2 separate regions of the Homo sapiens genome follow, and region 2 is linked to region 1. Evidence: read pairs that join two places in POLR2A ChIA-PET (ENCODE). Cell type or tissue: B cell. All regions are shown on one strand. Links, peaks and the distances in the headings refer to the core of each region. The heading gives the core; the rest is flanking DNA.

Evidence for each region. Peaks named below come from ENCODE experiments on the same cell type or tissue, not always from the same donor. Only the 100,000 strongest peaks of a DNase experiment are listed, where the experiment ranks them.
Region 2: POLR2A ChIA-PET joins it to region 1 with 5 read pairs; 2 of 35 experiments call an interaction of 5 or more read pairs at or near these places.

What each region holds. Positions count from the first base shown.
Region 1 is chr19:7,601,653-7,609,288 of GRCh38, reverse strand. CAMSAP3 (calmodulin regulated spectrin associated protein family member 3) reads right to left here. Exons shown (of 17, transcript NM_020902.2): 2 at 3,810-4,063; 3 at 2,896-3,018; 4 at 2,718-2,813; 5 at 1,025-1,163. Among named protein-coding and RNA genes, the nearest start is that of CAMSAP3, 9.6 kb to the right of the region's middle. RefSeq lists enhancers at 3,552-3,846, 3,397-3,896, 3,897-4,398. In B cell, for the core only: no CTCF peak of the experiment used is centred there; a DNase peak (open chromatin) is centred at 3,568; H3K27me3 peaks cover 1,699 bases.
Region 2 is chr19:6,313,613-6,320,540 of GRCh38, reverse strand. The region is part of intron 1 of ACER1 (alkaline ceramidase 1); the gene reads left to right. Among named protein-coding and RNA genes, the nearest start is that of ACER1, 17 kb to the left of the region's middle. In B cell, for the core only: no CTCF peak of the experiment used is centred there; no DNase peak of the experiment used is centred there.

The DNA.
Region 1 (7,636 bases), core at 886-5,885:
TAGAGTGCAATGGCATGGTCTTGACTCACTGCAACCTCCACTTCCTGGGTTCAAGCGATTCTCCTGCCTCAGCCTCCTGTGTAGCTGGGATTACAGGCGCCCGCCACCGCACCCGGCTAATTTCTGTATTTTTAGTAGAGACGGTTTCACCATCCTGGCCAGGCTGGTCTTGAACTCGTGACCTCGTGATCCACCCGCCTCGGCCTCCCAAACTGCTGGGATTACAGGCGTGAGCCACCACACCCAGCCCTATAATTTTTTTTTTAATAAAAAAGAAAAAAGAGTTTTTTTAAAAAAAGCTTTTTCTGACCACCCATTGCCTTTAGGACTACCCAGTATGCAAAAAGTACTTCTGGGCCGGGTGCAGTGGTTCACACTTGCAATCCCAGCACTTAGGGAGGCCAAGGTAGGCAGATCACTTGAGGTCAGGAATTCGACACCAGCCTGGCCAACACGGTGAAACCCGTCTCTACTAAAAATACAAAAATTAGCCAGGCGTGGTGGCGTGTGGCTGTAGTCCCAGCTACTCAGGAGGCTGAGGCAGGAGAATGGCTTGAACCTGGGAGGTGGAGGTTGCAGTGAGCCGAGATCATGCCATTACACTCCAGCCTGGGCAACAGAGCAAGACTCCCGTCTCAAAAAAAAAAAAAAAAAAGTACTTTTGGATAAACTTAGTATCTTTCTCTCCCAGCTAGAGCCGTCTGTGAAGTGGGGAGTGTGTCTCTATTCTGGCTGGATCCCCAGTGCCTAAAACAAGGTCTGGCACACAGTCCACACTCCATACGTTTCATCTGCTGCAGGAATGAACTCCTGGAAGCACAGAGAGGTTTATATACTTGTGTGAGGTCACAAAGCTCATTGGGGAAGAGAGAGACACAAACTCAGGCCTGCCAGTTCCGGAAGCTGCCCTCATGACCACTGCATCGTTGCTGGTCTCGCGGACCTGGGGATGGAGGGTCTAGGGGCTGGGACTTAGGATGCCCAGCTCCCCGGCACAAGATCTGTTCCACATCCATTTACTCACCCTCAAGTCGAAGCAGCTGGGGACAATAGCAGTGGATGGTGGCGGCCAGCGCGGCCCCACTGGCCAGGTCCTGGAGGCTGGTCACCGTCGGGAAGCAGGGGGCACGTCGCGCCACCACACGGTCCTTGCGGTATCGGATCTGCAGATGGGAGCCAGGTCAGGTGAGTGGCCAGGCTGGCCCCCAGGGTCAGCGGTCATGCAGGCTGGGCAGGGAGGCCTGGGGTTTCCGCCATGAGGGGGCGGGAAGCTGGGGGTCCCAGAGACAGAGTTGGGGGGCCAGCCTGGAGCAGGGGAGGGGCAGCAGCAAGAGGCAGAGGAGATGTCTTCGAGCAGCCAGGCCAGCAGCGGGGGCTGGGGACAGGGACTCCTGGGACCCCGGGGCGGGGGATACATTACCATGGGGGGTTTGCTCCCCGACTCCTTCAAACAGAAGGCAATTGCGTGCTGGGGGGAGAGGAGCAGCCATCAGCAAGGGGGAGGGGTGCTGACCTGCTGGGCCCCCAAGCCCACCTTGGGGGGGAGGGGGTAGCCCTGACCCTGGTCCTGAGCCCCGGCCGTCCAGCTCCCTGACTGCTCTGGCCGGCTTCGCGAACCCCAGCTCCTCCCAGCCCCAAGGGACCCCACAGAGTAGGAACCCCCTCTTATGCGGGGAATCCTCCTCCCACAAAAGACCCAGGCCCCCAGCTTGGGGAGAGGATGCAGAGGAAGCGGGTAGGCAGGAAGGGAACCTCCCAACCCAGGCCCCAGGGTGGGGGAAGGAGTGAGCAAAGGTGGGGACGCCAGCCAGCCCAAAACCTCCCCCACTTCCTCCTTGTTTATCTACTATGGGAGTAATTTATATGAAGCACAGAGAGGTTTAGATACTTCTGCAAGGTCACACAGCTCATTCAGGGAAGAGAGAAATTTCAACTTCCAGCTTCAGGGATGGGCCTCCTCCTCCTTTTCAAAGCTGGGATTTTTCTCTAGGGAAGCTGGGGGTCTCAGTTAGGAAAGTTATTCTATCTTCTTCTGCATTGGAGGGTCTTCCCCTTGGCCAGAGGGTGCCCTGCCTGCTAGGGTCAGGATCCACGTTTGTGATGGGCTGCAGGTCCCCCCTTCAGAAATTTATGTGGTCTCCCCACCTCGGCTAAGGGGGACAGGTTCAGGGGGTCCCACCCTCTTCATTAATGGGAACGGGGAGGGCTTGCCCTTCTGAATAACGGGAGGGGAAGTTCGTCCCCACCCATCAGTTCGCTGGGGGAGGGGTCTGCCCTCTCAGTTAATGGCCGAGATTCTACCCTTCTCTTGGTTCACAGAGGGGTTCTCCCTGTCTCCCAGGACTGGGGTCCAACCTCCTTTGCTCACAGCTTGGGGAGGTATGAGAGGGCGCGCAGACAGGCAGGCAGAAACAGACATACAGACAGACAGAGCTACAAGCAGGGCAGGCAGACGGGGCGGACAGACAGCCCCACTTACAGGAACCAGCTTCCAGTACCAGCGCGTAGGGCACTGAGGCCAGAGAGGCAGAGAGGAGGGCAGCGGGTACCGGCACAGGGGACGGGCAGGGCACAGAGAGATTGAGAGAGGGGGGAAGAAAGAGAGAGTGTGTCACCTCTAGCCCCCTCCCCACTTCAGGAGTGTCCAGGAAGCACAGCCCTGCCCTCCCAGATCTCCGGTCCCCCATCCTTCTGACGGTTCTATGCCCTGGCCTCACCGAGGGCTGCGCCGGGGCCGCCCCGTCTGCAGGGGCTGCTGGAGAGGCTCGCTGGGCCGCTTCCTGCTCGGTCTTCTCCTGCAGCCGCCGGACGGTCTGGAGGGCAGGGAGGGGGTCAGTGGTCTGGCCACTGGACGATGCTGGTCCCCGAACCCACCCCAGGCCCAACCCCACCTACCGTGTCCACCCAGAAAAGCAGCTTGTGCTCCAAGCTGGTCAGGGCCAAGGGACCTGGCAGGGTCTTTGTCCACTCGAAGGCAAAGGCAGCCATGAGGGCATCAATGACAGCTAGGTGGGCTCCCTGTGGGGGCAAGCGCTAGAGGGTGAGACCTGAGAGCTGCAGGAGGCGCACCTCGGCCCCCAAGGGCCTGGGAAAAGGAAGAACCTGCAGATGGGAGGGACTTGACGGGGGGGGTGGGGCTTGAGGGGGCGGGGCCAGTGGTTCATGGGTGGGGCCTTAAGGGAAGGAACAAGAAATGGGGTCCCGGAAAAGCCACGCACGATGGGTGGGACTTTGAGGTCAGATGCTAGGCGTTAGGATAGGGTGGGCTGTGTACACAAATCCTCAAGGGCCAGAGTAGCGCCTTTTTGGGGAGCTGGGTTTGATGGGAGGGGCCAGGCTTGATGGGAAGAGCTTGAGGGGAGGAGCCAGGGCTGGGGGGAAGAGCTAGGCTTAATGAACAGAGCTTGAGGGGAGGAGCCTGGACTGGTGGGAGGAGCTAGGTTTGATGGACAGAGCTTAAGGGACAGAGCCAAGACTGATGATAGGAGGAGCTAGGTTTGATGGACATAGCTTAAGGGAAGGAGCCAAGACTGATAGGAGCTAGGCTTAATGGATAGCGCTTGAGGGGAGGAGCCAGACCTCGTGGGAGGAACTAGGCTTAATAGCGCTTGAGGGGAGGAGCCAGGCCTGGTGGGAGGAACCTGGGGGAGGAGCCAAGCCTGATGGGAGGAGCTAGGCTTAATCGACAAAGCTTGAAAGGAGCCAAGACTGATAGAGGGAACTTGGGAGGAGCCAGGACTGGCGGGAGGAGCTTGAGGGGAGGAGCTGAGCATGGTAGGCGTGGTCTAACAGGCAGTGGCGGGGCCTACCATGAGAATGGGCTGGTGCCTCAGGTCGGCCTCGCGCACCGGGCGCTCGGGCAAAGCAGGCACTGTGCCCCTCCGCGCCAGCAGGGCCAGCAGTGCAGAGGGGTTGGGGGGTGTTTCAAGCTGTGGCAGTGCCTGGCGCCAGGCTCTGCAGTAGAGCTCGGCTGAGAGCAGCAGCCGTGTCACCGGGGGCTTCACATGCTCCTGCGCGTACTGGTCGGTATAGAAGGGCTCCCACAGCTCCGGGGGCACGTGCTCTGTGGGGGCATAGAGGGGAAACACGGGGGTCAGGGTCACCAGATACAACACACACACACACACACACACACACACACCACATGGCCCGGATTAAGAGTGTGTCTGGACCAGGGAGGATGGCATTGGGAAAGGAGAAAGGGGATCTGGGCTGAGAGTGCAGATGTGCAGGAGTTTGCTGGAGGAAGGGGTGATGGCGTTGTAGGCAGAGGGGCCTGCAGATGCAAAGCCCAGCAGGTGGGAGAGAACACGGTGCCTCAGGGAGCTGATGGGCACTTAGAGTGGAAAGGAGGGGAGGCTACCCCCAATACCAGGCCAGCTGGACTGGCTCTTGTAGGTCCCAGGAAAGACAATAACATCGGCAATCCTAAGAGCCTTCCTGCTCTTGCCAATGTAGACTCACTGAGCCTTACATCAACGCTAGGAGGCAGCCAGGGCCCAATTGGCAACCCCCATGTTACAGAGGAGGAAACTGAGGCACAGAGAAGGAAAGTCCCTTGCCCCAGGCCAAATAACTCTTCAACACCAGGACTGGGGTTAGACCCAGCAAACTGGACGCCCTCTCTTAGCTTGCAGGCAGGGGGGGATGAGTGGGGGGCACACAGGCGAGCAGGGGAGGTGGGCACACCACAGGCACATCGAGGGAGTTGAGTGATGTAAACCTGGTGATTGAAGGGAGGAGGCAAGGGACAGAGAGGGAGGTAGCCAGGACCTTGCTGGGTCTGAGGGGGAAGAGGGAAGAGAGGGGTAATGACTGAGCTTGGGTGCAGGAGGAATGGGAGGTGAAGGGGTGAAATTGAATGTGAGGGGCTTTGAGGACATCCTTGAGGCAGATTATGTGAAAGGCTGGGGCTTAGAGAGATGGTGAGGTCACATCATAGAGACAGCCTGAGGTCCCTAAATAGGACAATGGGAAGAGGCGTGAGGAAGCCCCAGGTGGACAGTGGGCTGGGGGCAGAAATCCACGTAGGACCAAGAGTGGAGAGGAGAAGGCCAGGAAGGCTTGGCAGGGGTCGGGGAAGAGGTGACTGAAATCAACAGCAGGGAATCTGTCCAGCTCTTGTTCTAATCTGCACAGCTTTTGCGGTTTTTTGGAGATAAGAGTCTCTCTGTCGCCCAGGCTGGAGGGCAGTGGTGCAATCTTGGCTCACTGCAACCTCTGCCTCCCGGGCTCGAATGATTCTCCTGCCTCAGACTCCCAAGTAGCTGGGATTACAGGTGCGATGCTGCCATACCCGGCTAATTTTTGTATGTTGTAGAAACAGGGTTATCACCATTTTGGCCAGGCTGGTCTTGAACTCCTGACCTCAAGCGATCTGCTCACCTTGGCCTCCCAAAGTGCTGGGATTACAGGCGTGAGCCACCACGCCCAGCCTGCACAGCCTTCTCTGTTTGTTTGAGTTTTTGCTGGAGTGCAGTGGCACGATCATGGCTCACTGCAACCTGAACTCTGGGCTCAAGGGATCCTCCCTGCCTCAGCCTCCTGAGTAGCTGGGACCGCAGGCACGTGCCACCACACCCAGCCAATTTTTAAATTTTTTTATAAAGATGGAAGCCTCACCATGTTGCTCAGGCTGGTTTCGAATTTCCTGGCCTCAAGTGATCCACCTGCCTTGGCTTCCCAAAGTGCTGGGATTATAGGGGTAAGCCACTGTGCCCAGACTTGTTTTGTATATTGGGGTTCTGTGTGTGTGTTTGAAAGAACGGGGTGGGGGCCGGGTGCAGTGACTCATGCCTGTAATCCCAGCACTTTGGGAAAACAAGGTAGGCAGATCTTTTAAGGTCAGGAGTTCAAGACCAGCCTTGTCAACATGGTGAAACCCCATCTCTACTAAAAATACAAAAATGAGCTGGGCATGGTGGCACACGCCTATAATCCCAGCTACTCGGGAAGCCGAGGCCGGAGAATCGCTTAAATCTGGGAGGCAGAGGTTGCAGCCAGCTGAGATTGCGCCACTGCACTCCAGCCTGGGTGATAGAGCAAGCCTCTGTCTTAAAAAAAAAAAAAAGAAAGAAAGAAAAAAAAAGAAAAGAAAGAACAGGGTAAGGGGTTCTAGTGCTTCAGAACATATTTGAACGGGACTTCTCCACCTGTGAGGACCCAGGCACTCTTGGCTGCCTTCTGTCCCTCCCTGTCCTGGCTCCTTTCCCACCTTCTAAAACCACACTGGACCGTCCCACTTAACGCGCCACCCGCATGTAGACTTGGACCTTCTTTTTGCCCCTCTCATCTTGGCTCCTTGAAAGAAGAGGTATTTCAGGCTCACTTCCTCCCTGCCCTCCCAGCCCCCCTCCACCTCTCCCTCAATTTCCCTGAGCTCGATGCTGCCCTCATGGCTTCCGGTCTCCCCAAGGCCAGCAGGGACCTCCAAAGCATATCTGTGGGCCCGTATCTCGCCTGGGCTCTGTGCCCAGTGCCTCCTTCTTCCAGAAACCTTCCTCCCACAGGCGTCTCCTTGTAAATGGACATGCCCCACCCCCACCCCAGGCCACCCTACCCCGTGACGGCTTCCAGGGCCACCTGAAGACTGCAACAGCGGCTGCCACGGGCCCCACTGCACCCTGGGCATCTCCCACAATTCTCAACATCTCACCCACACCTCCCCTCCTCCCTGCCCCCAAGGCAGTGAGAAATCACCCTCCCTCCCTTTCTTTACGCCCTCACCCCACATTTAATGCGTCCTTGGCTTTCAACTTCCTGATATCTCCCAAATCCAAACCCTCCTCTCTACCTCCCCAGCCCCGGCCTTGGGCACGTCTTGCTCCCACCAGCAAAATCACACGTGTTTCTTTCCTACAGGACTTTTCAGGGCCTTTAAGATGAAAAACAAGAAACAAAAAACACCAAAACCTTAAGCTAGGGCTACACTGACATTTATCAGACACTTATTATACACCGATGTTCTTCCACCTTGGTTCATTGGTACTTGGGGCTGGAAAATTCTTTGTATTCAGGGGATGCTGTCCTGTCCTGTACACTGTGAGATGTTTAGCAAAATCTCTGGTCTGTATTTACTAGACGTCAGTAGTACATTCCTCCCAAGTAATGACAACCACAAATGTCCCCAGACACTGCCAAATGTCAATTAAGTGTCAAAATCATCACCAGTTGAGAACCACTGCCTTATACTATAAACTTATTCTATTTTTCTTTCCTTTTTTTTTTGAGACAATCTTGCTCTGTCACCCAGGCTGGAGTGCAGTGGTGCCATCTCGGCTCACTGCGACCTCTGCTTCCCAAGTTCAAGCTATTCTCCTGCTTCAGCCTCCCAAGTAGCTGGGACTACAGGCGTGCACCACCATGCCCGGCTACTTTTTGTATTTTTAGTAGAGATGGGGTTTCACCACGTTGACCAGGCTGGTCTCAAACCCTGACCTCAAGCAACCCACCCACCTTAGCCTCCCAAAGTGCTGGGATTACAGGCATGAGCCACCACACCTGGCCCCACTTTCTTTTTATTTTATTTATTCATTTATTTTATTTTATTTTATTTTATTTTATTTTATTTTATTTTAGAGATGGGGTCTCACTATGTTGCTCAGGCTGGTCTTGAACTCCTGAGTTCAAGGGACCC
Region 2 (6,928 bases), core at 1,563-6,562, 1.3 Mb after region 1:
AGGAGTTTCAGACCAGCATGGCCAATATAGCGAAACCCCGTCTCTACTAAAAATACAAAAATTAGCCAGGTGTGGTGGCACACACCTGTAGTCCCAGCTACTCAGGAGGCTGAGGCAGGAGAATTGCTTGAACCTGGGAGGCAGAGGTTGCAGTGAGCCGAGATCGCGCCGCTACACTCCAGCCTGGGTGACAGAGTGAGATATACGCATTTTAATTCATGCAATTAAGTCTTGTGCTGTGGCCGGTGCACACTTCGTCCCTCCAACATTAGCAGGCACACTTGGAATGAATGCAGGTGGCTGTCCTCAACTGGAGACAGAGGCCAGGTGTTGCTGGTGGGAGGGAGTTTGAGCTTTGGCAATGAGGACGAAGAATGAGGAGATGTTGGAGATGTATTCAACAAACTTTTCTTTCTTTCCTTTTTTTTTTTTTTTTTTGAGACAGAATCTCTCTCTGTCACAGGGGTTGGAGTGCAATGGTGCGATCTCAGCTCACTGCAGCCTCCACGTTCAAGCGATTCTCCTGTTTCAGCCTCCTGAGTAGCTGGCACTACAGGCATCCACCACCACACCGGCTAATTTTGTATTTTTAGTAAAGACAGGGTTTCTCCATGTCGGCCAGGCTGGTCTTGAACTCCTGACCTCAAGTGATCTGCCCACCTCAGCCTTCCAAAGTGCTGGGATTACAGACATGAGCCACTGCGCCTGGCCCCTTCTGTATTATTTATGTGTATTCTTTTCTACTAAAATGTATTAGGCGCCTACTGTGTGCCAGAGAGTGTTCTAGATACAGGGTGGGGAGGGGGCAAAACACACAGAGCTCCCTGGTCCCGTGGCACTTAACTCTGTAATCCTCACAGCAGCCTCTGGAAGTAGGAGCAGGAAAACCAGGCACAGGAGGTCCCCTGCTGTCCTGACTGTATACACCCCGAGAAGGCAGGGACTTTGTTTTCAGACACTGGTATGGTCCTTGAGCACATAGTAGGTACTCAAGGGATGCTTGGACAAATGAATGAATGAATGAATGAACGAATGAATGAAGGAAGGGAGGGAGGTGATGTCACCTGCTGGAGCTGGGACCAAGAAGGTCCAGCTCACTTGTGTCCAGAGTTCAGGACTGGGCTGGCTTTGGATGGGATCCCAGACAGGTGTCTCCCCCGCCTGGCAGAGCCTGGGTGGGATGAGAAGCAGGGAACGTGGGGGCTGAGCCCCGGAAGGCAGGGAGGGAGACCCTGGCATCCAGGCAGTTTCCGATGTTATCGGAAACTCCATTAGTCGGGGTCCCCCATTAGTCAGTATCTCCACCCACAGTCTCTGTCCTCCTTCTGAGCGCTTAGGGACACTGTTGATAACTCCTGGCTGGACTCTGCTGGCCCCTAAGCTTGGAATAACGATACCCATAACAGGCCTGTTATTATTATTATCTCCTTCAACAATAACAACAGCAGCAGCCCCAGCTATTTTTTGAGCTCATACCACATCCTGGGCAATGCACTTCTGCAATGCCTCATCTTGTGCATGGCCCGCATCAGCCTGCAAGGTACCATTGATGATGTGTCCTGCTTTTACTGATACAAGCGAAGAGAAACCAAGAGGCATTAGTCACAGGGCCAGGCAGCAGGGGAGCACCCTCTTAATCACCACCACCCGTCTAGTCTTTCCATCTTTGTTTTCTTTTTTTTTTCTTTTTCTTTTTGAGTTGGAGAGAGATGAGTTAGGAATAATTTTATTTTTATTTATTTATTTATTTTTTTTGAAACGGAGTCTTGCTCTGTTGCGCAGGCTGGAGTGCAGTGGCACGATCTCAGCTCACTGCAACCTCCGCCTCCCGGGTTCACGCCATTCTTCTGCCTCAGCCTCCCAAGTAGCTGGGACTACAGGCGCCTGCCACCACACCCAGCTATTTTTTTTTTTTTTTTGTATTTTTAGTAGAGACGGTGTTTCACTGTGTTAGCCAGGATGGTCTCGATCTCGTGACCTCATGATCCGCCTGCCTGAGCTTTCCAAAGTGCTGGAATTACAGGCATGAGCCACTGTGCCTGGCCTATTTTTTATTTTTTATTTATTTTGGGGGGACAGAGTCTCACTATGTCACCCAGGCTGGAATGCAATCGTGTGATCTCAGCTCACTGCAACCTCTGCCTCCCAGGTTCAAGCGATTCTCCTACCTCAGCCTCCTGAGTAGCTGGGATTACAGGCATGCGCCACCGCACCTGGCTAATTTTGTATTTTTAGTAGAGATGGGGTTTCTCCATGTTGGCCAGGCTGGTCTCGAACTCCCGACTTCAGGTGATCGGCCCACCTCGGCCTCCCAAAGTGCTGGGATTACAGGCGTGAGCTGTAATCCATGCCCGGCTAATTTTTTGTACTTTTTTTTTGTTTTTTTTAGGACGGGGTTTCACCGTGTTAGCCAGGATGGTCTCGATCTCCTGACCTCATGATCTGCCCGCCTCACCCTCACAAAGTGCTGGGATTACAGGTGTGAGCCACCGCGCCCAGCCTGAACATGTTTTAAATGGAGATTTTTAGAGGCTGAGGTGAGTGGATCTGCTTTGTTCAGGAGTTCGAGACCAGCCTGGGCAATATGATGAAACCCTGCCTCTACTAAAAATACAAAAATTAGACATACATGGTGGTGAGTGCCTGTAATCCCTGCTACTCGGGAGGCTGAGGCAGGAGAATTGCTTGAACCCGGGCGGTGGAGGTTGCAGTGAGCCAAGATTGCCCCACTGGATTCCAGCCTGGGTGATAGAGCAAGACTCTGTCTCAAAAAGAAAAAAAACACAAAAACAAAACTAACAAACAAAAAACAAAACAACAACAAAAAAAGTTGGAGAGAGATGAGTTATGGAAGGAATTTATACGCCAAGTTTAAGAGTTTAGACTTTATTTATTGAAGGCCCAGACACGTTTTAATGGATGCTTTTGAATCTGGGAGACTGGTTGGGTCAGTATCTTCAGGCACGCGTTGATATTCAAGGGCTGGTGTTTGGTTGGAGGCAGAGGGAACATTGTGTTTGTTTGGGAGTATGTGTGCATCAGCACAAATGGAGGCAACTGAACTAGGGCCACGGGCTGAGAAGAGGCGCATGGAGGCGTTGGCATGGCCCCTGTCCCATCTGTCCTTGGACCACTGAAGAGAAGCGCTTGCAGTCCAGAACTGTAGTCGTAATCTGTTTACTGACATTGTCCATTTCATATCAATCACTTGTTTTTCTTTCCACACCTGTCTTAGTTCAGTTTGTGTTGCTATAAAGGAATAACTGGGGCTGGGTGCAGTGGCTCACGCCTGTAATCCCAGCACTTTGGGAGGCCAAGGTGGGTAGATCACTTGAGGTCAGGAGTTTGAAAACAGCCTGGCCAACATGGTGAAACCCCGTCTCTACTAAAAATACAAAAGTTAGCCGGGTATGGTGGCACGCGCCTGTAGTCCCAGCTACTTGGGAGGCTGAGGCAGGAGAATCGCTTGAACCCAGGATGCGGAGGTTGCAGTGAACCGAGATTGCACCACTGCACTCCAGCCTGGGTGACAGAGTGAGACTCCATCTCAGAAAAAAAAAAAAAAAAAAAAAGATGGGGAGGGAAAGAGACTTGTTTCTGAGCTCATGTGACAGTTTCATGTTTTTCTTTTGTTTGTATAAATTGAAGAAGTACAAGTGCAGTTTTGTTACATGTATGTATTGTGTGGTGGTGAAGTCTGACCTCTTTTTTTTTTTTTTTTGAGAGGGAGTCTCGCTCTGTCGCCCAGACTGGTGTGCAGTGGTGCGATCTCGGCTCATTGCAACCTCTGCCTCCTGGATTCAAGCGATTGTCCTGTCTCAGCCTCTGGAGTAGCTGGGATTATAGGCATGCACCACCATGCTCGGCTAATTTTTTGTATCTTTAGTAGAGGCAAGGTTTCACCATGTTGGCCAGGCTGGTCTCGAACTCTTGGTCTCATGATCCACTCACCTCCACCTCCCAAAGTGCTGGGATTACAGGTGCAAGCCACCGCGCCCGGCCCGATATTTGATTTTCTGTTTCTGAGTTGTTTCACTTAAGATCATGTCCTCCGGTTCCATCCATGTTGCCGCAAAGGCATTTCATTCTTTGTGTGTGTGTGTGAGACAGGGTTTCACTCTGTCACCCAGGTTGGAGTGAAGTGGCACAATCACAGCTCCTGCAGCCTCCAACTCCTGTGCTCAAGCAATCTTTCCTCCTCAGCCTCTCAAGTAGTTAAGACTACAGGCACATGCCAGTATGTTTGGCTAATTTTCTAAATTTATTTTTTATGGAGGTGGGGTCTCACTATGTTGCCCAGGCTGGTTGCGAACTCTTGTCCTCAGGCAATTCTCCTGCCTCAGCCTCCCAAATTGCTGGAATCACAGGCATGAACCATCACACCTGGCCTATTTCATTCTTTTTTCTTTTTTTGAGACGGAGTCTCGTTCTCTCACCCAGGCTGGAGTGCAGTGCAACAATCTCAGCTCACTGCAACCTCTGTCTCCCAGATTCAAGTGATTCTCCTGCCTCAGCCTCCCGAGTAGCTGGACTCACAGGCACACACCACCATGCCTGGCTAATTCTTGTATTTTTTGTAGAGATGGGGTTTCACCATGTTGGCCAGGCTGGTCTCGAATTCCTGACTTCGTGATTTGCCTGTCTCAACCTCCCCAAGTGCTGAGATTACAGGTGTGAGTCACCACACCTGGGCTCATTCTTTTTTTAATGGCTAAATAGTATTCCAGGCCAGGTGTGGTGGCTCATGCCTGTAATCCCAGCAGTTTGGGAGGCCAAGGCGGGTGGATTGCTTGAGTCCTGGAGTTAGAGACCAGCCTGGGCCACATGGCCAAATCCCATCTGTACAAAAAATACAAAAATTAGGCTGGCCGTGGTGGCTCAAGCCTGTAATCCCAGCACTTTGGGAAGCCGAGGAGGGTGGATCACAGGATCAGGAGATCGAGACCATCCTGACTAACACGGTGAAACTCCGCCTCTACTAAAAATACAAAAAATTAGCCAGGTGTGGCGGCGTGCACCTGTAGTCCCAGCTGCTGGGGAGGCTGAGTCAGGAGAATGGCATGAACCCGGGAGGCGGAGCTTGCAGTGAGCCGAGATCGCGCCACTGTACTCCAGCCTGGGCGACGGAGTGAGACTCTGTCTCAAAAAACAAAACAAAACAAAACAAAAATTAGCTGGACATGGTGGTGCATGCTTGTAGTCCCAGCTACTTGGAGGGCTGAGGTGGGAGGATTACTTGAACCTGGGATGTCGAAGCTGCAGTGACCCATGATCGTGTCACTGCATTCCAGCCTCGGCAACAGAGAGAGACCCTGTCTCAATAAATAAATAAATAAATAAATAAATATAAATAAATAAGGCCGGGTGCAGTGGCTCACACCTGTAATCCCAGCACTTTGGGAGGCCGAGGCGGGCGGATCATGGGGTCAGGAGATTGAGACCACGGTGAAACCCCGTCTCTACTAAAACTACAAAAAAATAATTAGCTGGGCGTGGTGGCAGGCACCTGCAGTCCCAGCTACTCAGGAGGCTGAGGCAGGAGAATGGTGTGAACCCAGGAGGCGGAGCTTGCAGTGAGCTGAGATCGCGCCACTGCACTCCAGCCTGGGCGACAGAGCAATACTCCATCTCAAAAATAAATAAATAAATAAATAAATAAATAAATAAAATTCCATTGTGTATATATACCACATCTTCTTTATCCAATCATTGGGTTGATTTCATATCTTCACCTGTGTGAACAGTGCTGCAATAAACATATGAACGCAGGTATATTTTAGTATAATGATTTCGTTTCCTTTGGGTAGATACTCAGTAGCGGGATTGCTGGATCAAATGGTAGTCCTAATTTTAGTTCTTTGAAAATTCTGCATACTGTTTTCCGTAGAGGTTGTACCCATTTACATTTCCACCCATATTATATAAGTATTTGTCATATGAGAGACTTGTCGCGGCTCAGACATATCAGGGAGACACTTTGTGGGGAGTCAAAGTCTGATGTCAGCACGTCGGGGTCTTGAGTCATTTAATTTTGGGTGCAAATGTTCTTGTGACCTTTTTTTTTTTTTTTTGAGGTGAAGTCTTAGTCTGTTGCCCAGGCTGGAGTGCGATGGCGTGATCTCGGCTCACTACCACCTCTGCCTCCTGAGTTTAAGCAATTCTCCCACCTCAGCCTCCCAAGTAGCTGGGATTACAGGCACCCACCACTACACCCAGCTATTTTTTTGTATTTTAGTAGAGATGGGATTTCACCATGTTGCCCTGGCTGGTTTCAAACTCCTGACCTCAAGTGATCTGCCTGCCTCAGCCTCCCAAAGTGCTAGGATTACAGGTGTGATCCACTGCACCTGGCCAATTTTTGTATTGTTTTACATTATTGTGAAATATATATTCACATATTATATATATATATATATTCACAATATATATTTACATACTGTTTTGTAGAGTTTCACTATGTTTTTTGGGCTGGCCTTGAACGCCTGACCTCAGGTGATCTACCTGCCTCAGCCTCCCAAAGTGCTGGGATTACAGGCGTGAGCCACCATGCCCGGCCATCACCTGAAGTTTCATTCACTCATGTGTCTGATGACTGTATAGGGAAGAATTGAACCACTGGCCCTCCTCTGGCATCTCTCTCCATCTCAGTGTGGTCTCTACACATGGTTTCTCCAGCGTGGTGGCTTCAAGGGTAGCCAGTCTTCTTGTGTGGTGGCCTAGGATCTGGACGTCTTGTCCTATGAGATAGAGAAAGGTGGAAGCCACAGTTCCTTTTATGACCTAACCTCAGAAGTCACACAGTATCATTTCTGCTTCATGCTGTTTGTCAAAAAGGTACTGCATCGTCTTTCCTTGTCTGCAAGGGCAAGGTCAACTCATGACATCCATGGCCACATTTCAGCCCACAGGAAGAGGAAAGGGGGCAAGC